Linked DNA regions of Homo sapiens: region 2 is linked to region 1. Evidence: chromatin loops called from intact Hi-C (ENCODE). Cell type or tissue: PC-9. All regions are shown on one strand.

What was found. A loop is a pair of places that touch in the nucleus more often than their neighbours do. Peaks named below come from ENCODE experiments on the same cell type or tissue, not always from the same donor. Only the 100,000 strongest peaks of a DNase experiment are listed, where the experiment ranks them.
Region 2: a loop joins it to region 1, with 17 times the contacts of the local background. A loop is called at or near these places in 2 of 110 quality-filtered maps.

Annotation. Positions count from the first base shown.
Region 1 is chr11:128,206,798-128,214,797 of GRCh38, reverse strand. It overlaps LINC02098 (long intergenic non-protein coding RNA 2098), which reads right to left and starts at 6,032. Exons shown (of 4, transcript NR_146647.1): 1 at 5,856-6,032; 2 at 3,079-3,160; 3 at 702-816. RefSeq lists an enhancer at 3,950-4,451. In PC-9, no CTCF peak of the experiment used is centred here; DNase peaks (open chromatin) are centred at 4,097, 6,187 and 6,777; H3K4me3 peaks cover 2,492 bases; H3K27ac peaks cover 5,456 bases.
Region 2 is chr11:128,710,672-128,718,671 of GRCh38, reverse strand. All of the region lies in intron 1 of FLI1 (Fli-1 proto-oncogene, ETS transcription factor), which reads right to left. Among named protein-coding and RNA genes, the nearest start is that of SENCR, 19 kb to the right of the region's middle. RefSeq lists enhancers at 213-732, 1,401-1,500, 2,441-2,600, 2,540-3,065. In PC-9, no CTCF peak of the experiment used is centred here; a DNase peak (open chromatin) is centred at 3,521.

The DNA of each region.
Region 1 (8,000 bases):
CTAGCTAATCTGGTGGGGACTTGGAGAACTTTTACGGTCTAGCTGGAGGATTGTAAATGCAGCAATCAGCACTCTGTGTCTAGCTCAGGGATTGTAAATGCACCAATCAGTTACCTGTCAGAACGGGCCAATCAGCTCTCTGTAAAATGGACCAATCAGTTCTCTGTAAAATGGGCCAATCAGCAGGATGTGGGTGGAGTCAGATAAAGGAATAAACGCAGGCTGCCCGAGCCTGCAGTGGCAACCCAGTCTTTGTTGTTTCACTCTTTCTGATAAATGTTGTGGCTGCTCACTCTTTGGGTCCCCACTGCTTTTAACGAGCTGTAACACTCACCACGAAGGTCTGCAGCTTCATTCCTGAGGCCAGTGAGACCACGAACCCACCGGGAGGAGTGAACAACTCCAGATGCCCTGTCTTAAGAGCTGTAATACCGCAAAGGTCTGCAGCTTCACTCCTGAAGCTAGCGAGACCAAGAACCCACCAGAAGGAAGAAACTCTTGAACACGTCTGAACTTCAGAAGGAACAAACTCCTGACACACCATGTTTAAGAACTGTAACACTCACGGCAGGGGTCCACGGCTTCATTCTTGAAGTCAGTGAGACCAAGAACCCACCAATCTCGGACACATTTGTGCCTCTCCACAGGCCTCTCCTTTAAACTCTTTCTTCGTTCAGATGTCCCTGACACCCCATCCTTACCCAACAGTCGTTGAGACACCTTATCTCTTTCCACCAGATCCTGAAGCCTGTGTGTTTAGTTCCCTTCTCATGTCTCTCAAATTCCGGTTAGGAAAAAGAAGGATGGATTCTGATTCTGTTTGGATTGATGAAGAAGAAAAGGAAAAGAAAATGGTTATCTTCAGAAGTTATCTGATTTCCTACTAAATTCCTAAACTCAAACATAGTTCACCAACATTGCTATTTCCTTCCAATGGTGTGTATCTAGTTTGCATAAAAACGTATTATCCATTTATTAACATGGCTTTTGCCTTTTTTGTTGTGAAGGAATAACCAAGATTTAGTTATTCTAAAAGTATGGATACCTATATCTTGGCCTTAAATTCATTTTAAGGCTTTATTACATTGACTAAAAATGCCTTTGTCTGAGTTTTTTAGATAAATGGCACAATGCCAAAACTTCATCTAGCATCTTACATATAGATTCAACTCAATAAACATCTGATGAATTAATACTCCTTTTTTTTATTTTTAGAGCATAGTGGGGATTAGGGAGATAGTGAAAGCAATTTATAGTGCCACCTGAGGCATGGTGAAGAAAGCAGGGAGCTGTTTACAAATATTTTAGAGATCATATGTGAAACTAGGATTGGATTTATAGAAATGATAGATTATCATACATGTCTTTACAGAGCAGAGAGATGGTCAGTGGCTGGAACTATCAGGTTGATAGACACAGGCCATCTCGTGAAAGATCTTTCCAATAATGAGCTATTTAGAACTGAGAATCCACTGATATTTGAAGTAGTAATCTACCCATCATCAGGAATATTCTACTAAAAATTTCAACATTAAGGAAGAAGATATTGTGGCATTGAGTGAAAAGTAGAGCGACATAATCTTGAAGGCCCATGCAGTTCTAAGATTCTACATGGTTATGCCCATTGATTTAAAAAATTCTGTAAATTTTTTAACATTCAAAAATGTGCATAAATGTAGACTTGTGAACAAGTTCCTATTAAAATATTCCTATACATAATGCCATTGGAAACAAAGTCATTTGCTCAATCACCAAGTGGTTTGGGCATCTTTAACTAAATAAACTGGAAACTAGACGCATGAAGAAAATATTGACATGGACTGGCAGAAATGTAAAATCTGTTACAAACGCTGACAAATTTCAGAGCATTAACTCTATTTTGCGGAATCCCTAATGTTTTATTGAAAAGGGAATATTCTTTAACTCAACACTATACTAGTTGTTATGGTTAGTCTTCTGGTTAACTCAGCTAAAAAGCAGGTTATTTAATCAAACGCTAGTCTGGGTGTTACTGTGAAGTTATTTTGCTGATGCAGTTGTCTTTAAGTAAAAGGTATTACCCATGATAATGTGGACGAATGTCATCCAATCAATTGAAAGCTGAACAGCACAGTAAGCTGAACCATTCGTCTGTTGAAGGACAGTCTAAGGGATACCCTGGAGGAGGAATTCTGTCTCAAGGCCCTAGCATCAAATCTGTAGCATCAAATCCTACCAGAGTTTCCACACTGTGAGCCTGACATATGGGTTTCAGACTTGACAGTCCTGACAACTGGGATGAGGCAACTACTCAATCAATCAAACAAACAAGGGTGGATTGACATATTCTCTTGGTTCTTTTTCTATGGAGGATCCTGACTGATACACTAGTTCTCTTATGTCCACTACTGAAATGCCTGCCTTAGGGAGAAGATGTTGTAATTTGATTGGTATATTCCAGAGTGTACTGAAGTCAAAATCATGATTGCATTAAAATGGTATAGCTCTCTTTACCTCCATTTATATTTCTTTTGTGCCATACCTTCATTTATGCAAGCATTTTTTGCATTAATTCATCTTTATATGAGCCAAATGATTGTAGTCATCTGTGGTGGCCTAGTTCAAGAATTTGATAAGATTGCTCACTGTTGGACATAGAAAAAATCTTAGAAATCAACCAGGCCAAACTCTCACTTAATAGACATGGAAGAAAGATAGCAAAATGATTGCTATTGCTAGTACTGGGCTGAGCAGCCATGTTTCACACACACAATTTTGTCATTCTACTCTGCCTTCCTCTTCCTCCTGCCAGTAGTCTCCTCTCTCCCCGAGAAAATGAAAACTGACTGATTTTGCTACCATACGGTAAACCAAGCTAGCGTCTGGAATGAGGACAGATGATTATGGATGGAGTATACAAAATCATGAGGAACAGAAGTTGCTACGTTCTATTCTGGATTCCTACTGTGAGCAAAGGCATTCAATTCTCCAAAATTAGGGTGAACAGCCACATCCTTTGGTTTCTGGAGCCCTCTAGGAACTCTGGCACAATCAAACTAATACATTAGACTTGAATTCACATATGGTTCAAATATGTACCTTTCTCTGTCCAAATATAAAGCATCCAAGAATGAAAAAGATCTTTTGCTTCCAACAGCAACTGGTAGAATTTGTTCCCTCTCTAAATATAGTTTCATTTTTGAAATAAAACCAAGAGATTAACAAACAGATTATGATATTTGTACAGAAAAAGTGAAATGCAGTGTCTTAGATTTGATGCTGAAGTGGGACATCGGCTTTCTTCTTGGAAGTGTGACTCTTCATTGTATATGGTTGCGAATACTCTTCCAGCTGGCATTTTATACCCTGATGTTACTCATTTTTTATTGGGGAGCAGGAATTTGGGTTATGAGGCAAATAAGTTCTTAATGCCTAGAAACAGATTGAAATACAGTGTTATAGATCTTACAACATTTTCCTACAGAGATTAAAAATATTCAGAGATTCCTGAGTTTTAGTCACATGAAATTTTGTGCTTACGCCTTTTTCTCAATTTTGCACATATAATCCAAAGAATAAATGAATGACTCTAAATTAATGTCTCTAAAAGGTTGCTAGACATAGTACCTCATTGGATCTCGATGTTAACCCTATGATGCACATTAGGCTGAAAAAACTAAAGCTACAATAGAGAGTTTTGTGATTTCCCAACATCAATTAACTAGTGATCAGCAGAGTAGGATCTTAAATCTATGTTTTTTTGTCTCTAAATGTCATGTCTTTTGATTAAGATTTTTAGCCATATAGATTATGAAAAAGAAAAGTTAAACAATGGAACCACTCTATTTCTTATTTATGATTTGATAAAGATTGGCTCTCCTGGAATTTAATTCTCAGTGTCTAAATTTAATATCAAGTTTTCTAATAAAGTTTTATTTTTATATCTGTGGAATGCATGTCTGCCATAAATGTTGAGCAATTTCCACACTGTTGTAAGTAATGAATGTGAAATTCAAGTGCTTCTGTGATTTATGCCAGGTTGTTGGCATTCAACCATGACTCACAACTCCAAGCCAGCAGTTCTAAATCTCTCCAGTCCCACCTTTCAGTTGGGGAGTTCCCAGGGTTAATGGTCTTTGGAGCCAATATGCTCCCTGAGTTAGCTTTGAAGGTGATTCATTGCTCTGGTATGAAGTTTGAGGACGAGCCAGTTTAGGTGGATTCCATTCAGCACCCAGTTCAACAGACAACACAAGACTGATTCAAACCCTGGCTCTCCCACCTAAATAAATGTTACAAAATCAACACACATTCACTTTACAATAATTTGATTTGCATTTTTAATTCAGTCACCAGTTGTCTACATTGGACAATGTGGAAAAGAAAAGTTGACTTGCTTATTACTGTCGGCTTATGCTGGCAGGAGGGTTAATCTTTGCCCAGAAAGTGTACATGTCACAGCTGAGTCAGTCTATCTGTCTAGAACACTCCTCAACACTTACGCTGTTACTTGTCTGAAGAAGTCTGTTTTTCATCCTCTGTTTTGATGAATGCCCATATTTTTACTCAAACTTGAGCCTTTTTTCAACCAGTAAAAATAAACCTTCTTGTCCTAAATAAAAAAGACCACCTCAAAAGGTGGTTCAAAAGGCATCTTGGAAATCAAGTAGCACTTACGCAGCATGATTTGCTTGTATTACTGTAAGTGACAATGACTCAAAATCATATGGATTAAATTTTCTTACAAATAAATACAGGGTCACTAATATAGAGTTTGGTTTGTATTTTGCCAATACTACAGCAACTTAATAAGGAGTCGTAGCCTTTCTTGAACCAGAAGGATCTGCTGTTCAACAGTAGAAAGTAAAATGGATCACAAATATGTAATGTTCCAATAGATATCAAGGCATTCTAAAGTCTTTTTTAAAATTAGGCTAGCTGTTGATTTTGGTTATAGTTAAAAATTTGCAAATGCTGTAATTTTTAAGTTAACATAAACAAATACTATTGTGGTTAATTAAAACATTTCTTTTTTCATTAAAAGGCATTGCCAGTAATGAAACTAGGGACAAATATTTAAGACGAAAAGGGACAAGGAGCAAGTCACTGACAAAGCAAAACAAGAATTGAAAATTTCTTCTTCCAAGCCCCTTACTCATTTTTTGCCTTCCAACTTCATCTAGTGATTAAAGATAACATAATATTAACAGTAACACATAAGATGAAAATAGTACTAAATGCAATAATGCAACCTTAACTAAATGTAAAAAAGTAACTTAATATCCATGCTTAGAAATGGATTACTTAATGATTCAATAGTTGGACTCGTCCAGCTAACATATAGGCAAAATATGGTTCTAAACTGGAGAAATTATTATCTGAAGACAATTGATAAGATCCTCCTTTTTTCAGCCATGTCACCAGTTATATGTAAATAACTATAGGGTATATTGAATAATTCAACTTCATCTGGATAATGCTGGACAAAACTCTAGAGAGGAATTGTAAAAATCAAATGTTTTTATTTTTATAATTTTGACTCAAAGCCAAGTCTTACAGGATTTTGCTTGGAATTATATTCTTTTATTTGCAAGCAAAGAGTTCCCTAGGCTTTTAGATTGGCAGAGCTAGTAAAATACTGTTCATCTGAGGCTGTTGAATCTTAGCATTCTAAAAAGTTCCAGTCTACTACTGCTGCTAAACTTAACCTCAGGTGAGCCACACCACTGAGGCATGAGGTTCACTATTCTTTCCAGTGTATGAAGTGAAAGTTCCTTCTGCCTGTGGTTTGACGAACACACTCAGACAGGATCAACCTGAGTAAGGCCAGTTCTTTAGCTTTTCATTGCTTTGCCAATTACTACTTTAGTGCTTACCAGGTATTCAGGTACAGCGTGAGGTCCAAGCAATATTTTTAGTTCCAGGGAACTCAAAGTCTGGTAGTGCAGAGAAATGTTGAAATAAATAATTATGGTCAAATATGAATCTATAATAGAAGTAGACATAGAGTGCTGTGGTCTTTCAGAATTCCGAATGACTAGTTTTTTGAGGTTGGAGTTGGGGCGAGGCTGTATCAATTGTCTAGTACGGTGTAACAAATCATTCCAAAAAAGAACCTTCAAACAAAAGGTATTGTTCATGATTTTGCTCTGGGATCTGGGCTCAGCCACACAGCTCTTCTGTTGGCATCTCTTGGGATTACTCATGGTGTTTTGGCTGCAGCCAGAGGATCCAAGAAAGTTTCCTTCACATACTTGGCAGTAACATCGAATTTGCAGCTGAGTGTCTTGGCTCTCTTCCATGTGGCTTTTCCAGCATATTGACCCAGGTTTTTAATATGGGGGCAGCAGCTTTCCAAGAGAGTGAGAACAAAAACTGCAAGGCCTCTTGAGTGAGACTGGACAGTCACACAGTGCCACCTCTACTGCATTCAACTGGTGAGAACAATTAACTGGGCCATTCCAGAATCAAGAATGGGGAAAACTGTCTCCACCTCCTAATGCGAGGAGCTGAAAGAAGTGGCCATTCTAAACCACAGGGGTTAGTTAGGGAATATGTCAAAGCAACCACTTTTGAACTGGGCCCTAAAAGATTTGTGTGTGTTTTCTGTGCTTGAATGTGTGTGTGTGTGTGTGTATGTATGTGTGTGTTGGGACAAGGGATATTCCAGGAATGGCAGAGGGAACATTCCAAACTTAGTGATTAGCAGGAACAATGGGTGGTGCAATATTTGTGAAACTGCAAGTAAATGTACGTGGATGAATATAGAATGCATCATATCCTCTGGGGTAAGGGTAACCTGAAGAAGAATGATGGTGAAAGGAGTAAGAAAAAAAATAGGTCTAGAGAGGCAGGTTGGGCAAATATTGTGAAAGAGTTTATGTGAGCGACTCAGTGATGTGGAATTTATCCTGTAGGCACTGGGCAACCAGGAATCATTTTCACAAGTTTCAGGACTTTCAGGGAAGGCACTGACTAAACGTTTGTCACATAAATACAACCAAGTTAGTGACAGAATTTGATTTGCCATCCTTGAAAAACATTGGATAAGATTAAGAAGACCTTATAATTCTCCAGCTGACCTCTGTGTCTTCTTCCATCTGGGTCCCTGAACTACCAGTAGTAGCCCTCAATCTAATGGTGGCTTCCAAAGTGTTTCAAGTAGCGATCTAACTAGGGAAGGATGAAGACTAGAAAAGATCTTGAACAGGATACTTGGCTTTACACAACTGGTGTGCTTATTTGGAGTAGGTCTGGAGGTCTGCTCAAGATTAACAGTGGGGGTGCCAAGAAACAACACGTTGGCACCAAGACTGAGGAGCCCTCTTCTCCCAAGCTGCTCACCCCTGTGGTAATGTAGGTCAACAGTTGAAAGTTAATGTTGATGTTGATTATTGAATGAAAGAAACTTTTCCTTAGCTTAAAAAAAAACTTTCAAAGTAATTATAGACTCAGAGTGTTGTGCAAAAGAGTACCTAGGAACCCCTGCACCATTCACCCAGCTTCCCCCAAGCATGACATCATATTATAATGGTAGTACAACATCAAACAAGGAAATTGACATTGGTACATTGCTGTTAACTGGACTATAGATCTTATTTAGTTTTCAGTACTTTTACATGTATTCATGCATGTGTGTATGTATGTAGTTCTATGCAATTTGTCCGATATACAGATTCATATAATCATTATCACATTCAAAATACAGAATTCTTCTATCACCACAGAATAACTCCTTCATGCTACCCCTTTATGTTTGTACCTCCTGTATTTGTTTATTTGTGTTTCTATAAAGGAATATCTCAGGCTTGTTAATTCAAAAGGAAAAGAGGTTTATTTAGCTCATAGTTCTGCAGGTTGCACAAGAAGCATGGTGCCAGCATCTGCTTCTTGTGAGGGACTCAGGCTGCTTCCACTCATGGCAGAAGGGCAAGAGGAGCTGGCATGTTCAGATTATATGGCAAGAGAAAAATCAAAAGGGGGAGAATGTGCCAGGATCTTCTTAACAACCAGCTCTTGAG
Region 2 (8,000 bases), 500 kb before region 1:
AAGCTAAAAAAACCCAAACCAAAACAAACAAAACTCTAAACAATAACTCATCCAAATAATGGTCTTGCTGTTGTCTCCAGGTGCAGGAAACAAGTGAAAAAGAATCTTACCACCTACTCCTTCCCGCCCCAGTCCTGGTTTCTCCATTGGTCAGTATCCGGCCAGCAGAGGGGAGGAGAAGGCAGTGGCACTTAGTGGTGTGCCTTGGGCTGCCAGCTCTGGGGGAGCCTCTGAATGTTGGGGAGACTCATTCCCGTATCCCCACTCCCATAGCTTGAGGCACTTTGGAAAGCAAGTTTCTCATGTTGCAGATGAGGAAACTAAGGTTAGGAGAAGTGGAAGGATTTGCTCAGACCACACACATCTAGTGACGGCAGGAGCTGGGATTAGAACCCAAATCCACAAAGATGTGGCCTCTTTTTTGAATCATAATAGCTGCCCTGCCTACCTCTCAGCATTTGAATGGATTAACGGACATGATAGGGTTTGCAAATGACAAACATAAAGTAAGTGTTAGTTGCTGTATCTTGACATATTCCAGGTAGTGGCTCAGTTAGTCTTGCTGGTGCTGTATTTAATTTGGGTCCCATTCCAAGTGTAGAGTTTTCTGGGGATGCCATTATCTATGAGGCTTCTCTGCCAGGAGGGCTCAGAGGCCCCCAAGGGAACACTCCCTATACACACAACATCCCCAGCAACACCTTAGAGATCCTTTTGGGAACATCTGGAGGACTTCTGGATCACAAAGATCTACAGTGCACTGTGGTGTGAGCTCCTCTATTCAGGGACTAGAACTCATTCTTTTGAAGCACAATTTCAAATCAGCCACACCCAACTGCAACAGTCCAGGAGAGGTAGTAGACCACATCTTAGAGCCACCCCTTTTCAACTTCAGGCACCCAGGCATGCAGGGGTTACTGACTTGCTTTGTAAACCTGTTCAAACTAGGTGCAAAGTGGATGTAGCATGACACATTTAGCAGATGTATGGCCTGGAGTGAATGATTTAACTTCTCTGAGCCTCAGTTTCCTCATCAGAATGTGGTAATTGCAATATATACTCCTGGGTTGGCAAGGGAAGTAAAGGGGATGTTTATAAACCGCCTGGCATGCACACAAACAAAGGCACTTCCTGCCTGCCCTGCAGTCCCAAACTGCCCTTTGGGGTAGACCCTCAGCACCTACATGCCTTAGAAACAGCATCCCTGGGCTCCAGAAGGACCTCCAGAATCTGGAAGAGCAAGTCCTTAAATCTTGCCATATACTATTTCGTTTTCAAGGAATTTCTTACAGGTAGCAAGTATGAAATAAATGTCACACGATAGCAAAACCATCATGCGTGTGCTTTTCTATTAGTGAGGTCCTCCTGGGAATCTCCTCTCTCCTTACACAGGTCCAGTGAGGCCTCCTTAGCCCCATCACAGGTGTGCATTCTTGGCTGGGTGCTCTGGGTTGTGATGCACTTGGAGCAGGGGTGAGGAGGGTAATCTCCCCATCGCTTGAAGCTGAAGTGGGAGGAAGCAAGGCCTTTCATGTGGCAGGGTCAGGCATTCTCCCCAGAGCAGCGTGTGCCCCGGAAGCCAAGCCGGTAGGACCAAGCAGAAGCCGCCACTGCTTCCTCCCTACCTTGGAAAATTACACAGCATGCCACTTTGCCTGCTGGCTGCCAGGCAGATGCCCTGCTGCTTTCTGAAGCTGTCCTACCTCCTTAGGATGAAAACAGCAATGTGCCCATGCCCACAGTGACGAGCATGCCCTGCCTTCTTCCTCCTCCCTGCACTGGAAAAAGTACAGGGTCTGTAAACAAGTCATTAGATTCAAGATCCTGCCCAATTTAGACTCTTTGTCTCAGTTTTCTCCAGAGTAAACTGGCGGTCACACCCACTCAAACCAAGCAAAGCCCAGAAGGAATGCAGAGCCCTGTGGCCAGGCTCACCGCAGCTGACCCTGAGATGCCCAGAGCTCCAGCCCTCCTGGACTGGGAGAGGAGAGTGGGAAGCCCAGAGCACTCCATTCCATCAGGAGCAGAGCAGCGGCTCTGATGGGCACACGGCTAAGATCCCAGTGTCTAGGTTCAAGTCCCCAAAGCAGCTTTTACTTTTGGAACTAGCTCTCCAAACTATCAAAAATCAAAAATCCACCTCCTTTGAAGTCTGGCAAGAAAACCCCCACGATCAGCTTCTCTTTATTCCTGTACTTCCCGTACAGGCAGGCTTCTAGAAAACAGAGGTTGGAGAAAATGAAAGTCAATGCCAAATACTAACCAGACAGAAGAATAACTGCTTTTCCCCACAGCACCCCCACCCCCAGCTCTGGCATTATGGGCTGGGGAACTGGGCCCCTCTCCTGCTGCTGAGGATCTGTTTATTTTGCACTCCATAAAGGGAAACCAGGCCCTTTTCTGACATTTTGGCTTGGAGGGGGTGGGGAGAGAAGGAGGTCCAGAATTTAAACTCAAAACCAGATCAACTTCTCTAAATCTCCTGGTGCTTTTGCTATGATTCCTAAATGGGCTGCATTGTATGAATCAGGCTTTTTACTCCCCCAGCCAATGTGCCTCCATTTCTAACAGTCTGGCTCCTAACCCTACCAATGCCATAAACTGCCATGACCCCTTATTGACTTCTAACCATGCAAATGCTTCCCCAGATGAAATTAAGGACAGGCATACTCACAGGCAGCTTGGCAGCTCTCCCTGCCTCTCCTGCAGGGAAATCTGTGCCTACATCACAAACCTTGCTCTCCTTAGTGGATGGTGGCTTCCTTTAAACAATACAACAGGGAATTTCCTTTGTCCTGGAAATGTTCCACTTGTCATTAATGTTATCCTTATCAGCAGACCACAATGCAACCAGGAGAGGCCCCAGCATGCTCAGGACTCGTGGGGTATCATTGCAAAATGTTTTCTTCATTTTTTTTCCTCTGCCTTGAATTCAAAGCATGACCTTTACGGGTGGAATTCAATCAGGTCATCTCTCAGATTCCCCAGTGGGAAAATAAAAGTGGCACAAGCAAAGCCTATTGTTTCCATTGCAAGAAGGTAGAAATGCTGTTTTCTCTCTAGATCATCCAACTAAATGAGGTGGGATGGGGGATACGGAGATAATAAAATGACCCTTACAAATTGAGATCTTATTAATAAAATATAGCCTCGGTCCTGGTAGTCCCATGGAAGTTGCACAGCAGGGGCTCTGCAAATGTCATTGACTCCTCAACTTTTTCAGTCCTTCACCATGGCTTTCACTATTTTTAATGCAATTCATTTCTATTTGGACAAGTTTGAGAATAAATTTTTGTTTTCTTTAAACAACAGGCAAGCAATACGTTAGGAAAAGGGGTGGAGGCATGTGGGAACACCAGAAGGCCAGAGGAATTGCAAAAATAAACTTCTGCTAATGGTAACACTCTTGTCTTCCAGGGCAGGAATAATTAATTGTATATGTTTAATCACTTAGCAACCCTGAGCTCTTATTCTGAAAATCTCAAAATATTTCACATATGCAGTGAGTAAAGTCTTTGGTATCAGACAGAACCTGCTAGCTGCACAACTTTTGGCAAGTCACTTGAGTTTCGTATGTCTTGGTTCTTCTCACTGGGTGCGTGCGAGTCATGATAGATGGATTCCTTGGGGCTGTGGTGGAAGTCAAGTGCTAAAATGCCTTCAAGGGCCGGGTGCGGTAGCTCACCCCTGTCATCCCAGCACTTTGGGAGGCTGAGGCTGGCGGATGACGAGGTCAAGAGATTGAGACCATTCCGGCCAACATGGTGAAACCCCGTCTCTACTAAAAATACAAAAATTAGCTGGGCGTGGTGGTGCGTGCCTGTAGTCCAAGCTACACGGAAGGCTGAGGCAGGAGAATTGCTTGAACCTGGGAGGCGGAGGTTGCTGTGAGCTGAGATTACACCACTGCACTCCAGCCTGGTGACAGAGCAAGACTCTGTCAAAAAAAAAAAAAAAAAAAGGTCCTTCAAGTGTTTAGCACAGTGCTGGGCTCATCAGTAACTACTCAGTAACCATCATCATCATCATCATTATTGTTATTGGCATTACTGATATCTCCTGCCAAAGTTGTTTAAAGTAATAATGAGGTAAAGGGAACAGCCATTCCAGAAAAGATCTTAAAAGCCAATCCCAGTTATCAACCTCTGTAGACTCTCTAGAATCTTAGACCAGAGGGTTTCCTCAGAAATTCTAACAAACACCAGATATAGACAGCATGCCTGTTTAGTAGGTGTTTCTTTTTTTGGTCTTGCAAAATGCTTTTACCACCATCTTTATTACAACATCACTTCGAGGTAAAATTATCATTGGAAGAATCTCCCTGTTCTGCAGTTGAGGAAACTGCAGCATGAGAAGGCCCACATCTTTGATGGAGATCAGGATAGCAGTTTATGTCGGCGCCAGCCAGCGCATCTTCCAGAGCTCTATTTGCCAAAGAGTTGCCGTTTTTTTTTTTTTTTTTTTTTCTGGCCAGTGAAGAGTTATATCAAGTTGAAACCCAGAGCTTTCATAGCTGAGATTTCTAAAGGTGGAATTCAGCCTCCTAGAATCTTCTTGACTTTGAAATTTCTGGATGCATTGCATAGTAAAGGCATATTAACCTATAGATATGTACTCTATGCACTCAGTAAAACATTAGTCTGATAATGCCTTCTAAGGTAATTGTCCTCTCACAGTATTCTTCATTACACTCTACTTGCCTTTACTGAAGAAGAGAGTGGCTAAGAAAATGGCTTATGGCCACACAGATAATGCCTGGGGGGACTATGGTTAGGATGACTAAGCTCAAGGTACTTAATTTAGCAATGCCCCGGGTGGCCATTTCATTCATTCACTCATCCAGTAAAGACTTATTGGAAGGCCTGTTCTCTTTCATACTGACTCCGAGGCTTATCTTTCAGGGTTCGGCCTAAATGTCACTTCCTTAAGGAAGCCTTTGACCTCTGAGACTAGGTTAGGTCCCCACGTTGTGCCCTCCCGAGGCACCCCATACTTCCCCTTTCATAGAACCCTTTGCACTTATAACAACAAGCTCAATAACTGTTTTTTTTTTTTGCCTTGACTATTACCTCTGTCCAAGGAGGAACTATACCTGTCTGCTTTACTGCTGTACTCCAGCACCTGGCACATAGAAGCAGCTCAATTAATACATGGATATGTGTCAGGCACTGAGGACTTGAGGACAAATGGCCAGAGTTTCTGCCCTCAAGGAGCAAGTAACTCACTCACTTTGTTCACAGAATTGTATTCTATACATACTCCTTACCTTCTTCCCAATGCAATTTGAAAAAACAACAACAAAAAACAATGGTGGAATGTTTTAAACTGAAGAAGGATTTTTCTGAAAATGCATGAGCTGCAGAACTGTCAAACTATTGATAAATTCTACATAGGAAGAGACTAATAAAGACTCTAATTGGACATTTATAATTTTATCCTTTCTGGAGGGCAGGTATGAGTGAGAAGCAGGACTACAGTGCTTCATCACCCCTAAGACCATTACATAGAGTTGGACCTCTAGGAACATGGCCTCATTTTCTGAGAGGAGTCTGCCCATCTTTGTTTTAAACAGTTCACCTCACAAATTTATGCCATTCAGTGATGGACACAGGATTGACCTTCGCAATGATGTGTACCTGAAGACTTCCAAAGAAAAAGCTGCTATAGGTCTGCTCATTAGCGAGACCTCAGTAATGAAGTCAGATCTCCCCATGAGAAAGCCTGGGGTATTTATTCCTCACAGTGATTCTAAAACCACAGGAGGTGTAGCAGGCAATATATTTCTATTATCCATGGGTGAGAAGTATGAAGGGTAGAGAGAAATTGCTTCATGTCTCAGGATATCAAGGATATAGATCTTTGGAAAGTGTATGATATGTTTTGGCTCTGTGTCCCCACCCAAAGCTCCCATAACTCCCACATGTTGCGGGAGGGACCTGGTGGGAGATGATTGAATTCTGGGGGTGGGTCTTTCCTGTGCTGTTCTCATGATAGTGAATGGGTTTCATGACATCTGATGGTTTTTAAACAAGCTCTCTTTTTGCCTGCTGCCATCCGTGTAAGGTGTGACTTTCTCCTCCTTGCCTTCCGCCATGATTGTGAAGCCTCCCTAGCCATGTGGAACTGTAAGTCCAATAAACCTCTTTCTTTCTTTTATAAATTGCCCCATCTCGGGTATATCTTTACCAGCAATGTGAAAACAGACTAATACAGTGTACCATAGAACAGCACTAGCTTAATCCATTTTCTGTAGCTATAACGGAATATCTGAGGCTAGGTAATTTATAAAGAAAAGAGGTTTATTTGGCTCATGGTGCTCATGGTTCTGCAGGCTGTACAGAAAGCATGGTGCCAGCATCTGCTTCTGATGAGGCCTCAGAAAGCATACAATTGTGGTGGAAAGTGAATGGGGAGCCAGCGTGTCACATAGCAAGAGCAGGAGCAAGAGAGAGAAGGAGGAGGTCCCAGACTCTTTTAACAACCAGATCTCAGGCGAGCTAACTGAGCCAGAACTCACTTCTCGCCCAGAGATGACACTAATTCCTTCACCAGGGATCTGCCCCCCATGATCTAATCACCTCCCACCAGGCCCCACCTCCAACACTGCGAATCATACTTCAACATGAGATTTGGAGAGGACAAACGACCAAACTGTGTTGAATACAAACCTAGGGAATACTCATTGGAGAGAAATTGGCTTTCAAGGACTACCAGTCTAACTAGTAAGTTTTAAAATAAAATTTTTTTAAAAAAAGACAAAGACTACCACTTTAGCTGGTTATTTGCTAAATTAAAGTGCTTTGTTCACATTTATACTTAAGAAGAAATATTACAAACGGTTATAGGGATCTGGGAACTAGAAAAGCAAACCATCTGTTAATAGTATGGAGCTCTACCTAATAGGAAATCATATTTTCATGGTGGCATAAAGCATTAGAGCTAAAAATGACCTTAAAAATAAGCAAGTACAATGCCAGTATTTTGCAAATGGAGAAACTGAAATCGCCATTATGTATAATAGGGATTCCTTTTGGCCAAGATTATTTTTCAATGAAAAGGTATAGGGCAAAGCCCATACCTTTCTTTGATAAGCCCAATAAACATTCGATCATGATTCGTGACTATCCTTTTGATAAATTCCAAATGCCCTCATTTGATAAAAGGGAAATAAAGTATTACATTCTTAAAGGTCAGCAGAGAATTGATGATGAAGCCAGGAGACGGGATAGAAAACTTAGCTCCAGCCCCAGGCCAACATGATAATGCTGAACATTCACTTTTCATTTTGCTTTGCTTTAATGTTAGTCATAAGAATAAATGGAAGTGTTAGTCTCCATGTGGACAACACATTGCTGACTCAGATCAAAATAATCCGTGTAAATATGCCCCTCTGACTGAATTCAGATTTCAAGATGATGTTTTTAACTTGAATGATGCAGTCTTGTACTGCCCACTATGGTAGCTTCTAACCATATTTAATTAATTAGATTAATCAACTAATTAAACTTAATTGACTTAATGAAAAAAGAACACAATTTTACATTTCCTTTCTCTAGCCATATTTCAAATACTCAATAGCCACTCAAATAGAGAGTACAGTGGCTACCATAGTGAACAGTGCAGAACAGGACATTTCCATGTTTGTAGAAAGTTCTGTTGGACAGCCCTGATAAGGAAAGTTTTCTTAATCTTTCACTTTCCTTGGACTTTAAGATAGAGTTAAAAAGGTTGAGAAAAACTGATAAAGTTTCCCAAATCTCTTCTCCTAAAAATTGTGCAAGAGCTATATCTGTTACAGAGTTTCCTACACATGAATATCTTCAAAAGAGAGATTTTGGAACCTTGTGTAGCCCAATAAAATACTATTGCTCCCATATCAAATGCAAAATCAGAAACTTAGTAGCTGAAGAGATTATATTTTTTTATGTAGTTAAGGTGGTAGGACAATGAGTATGTCCAAACCCTTTATACAATCCAACATCACAAAGATAGACAAATAA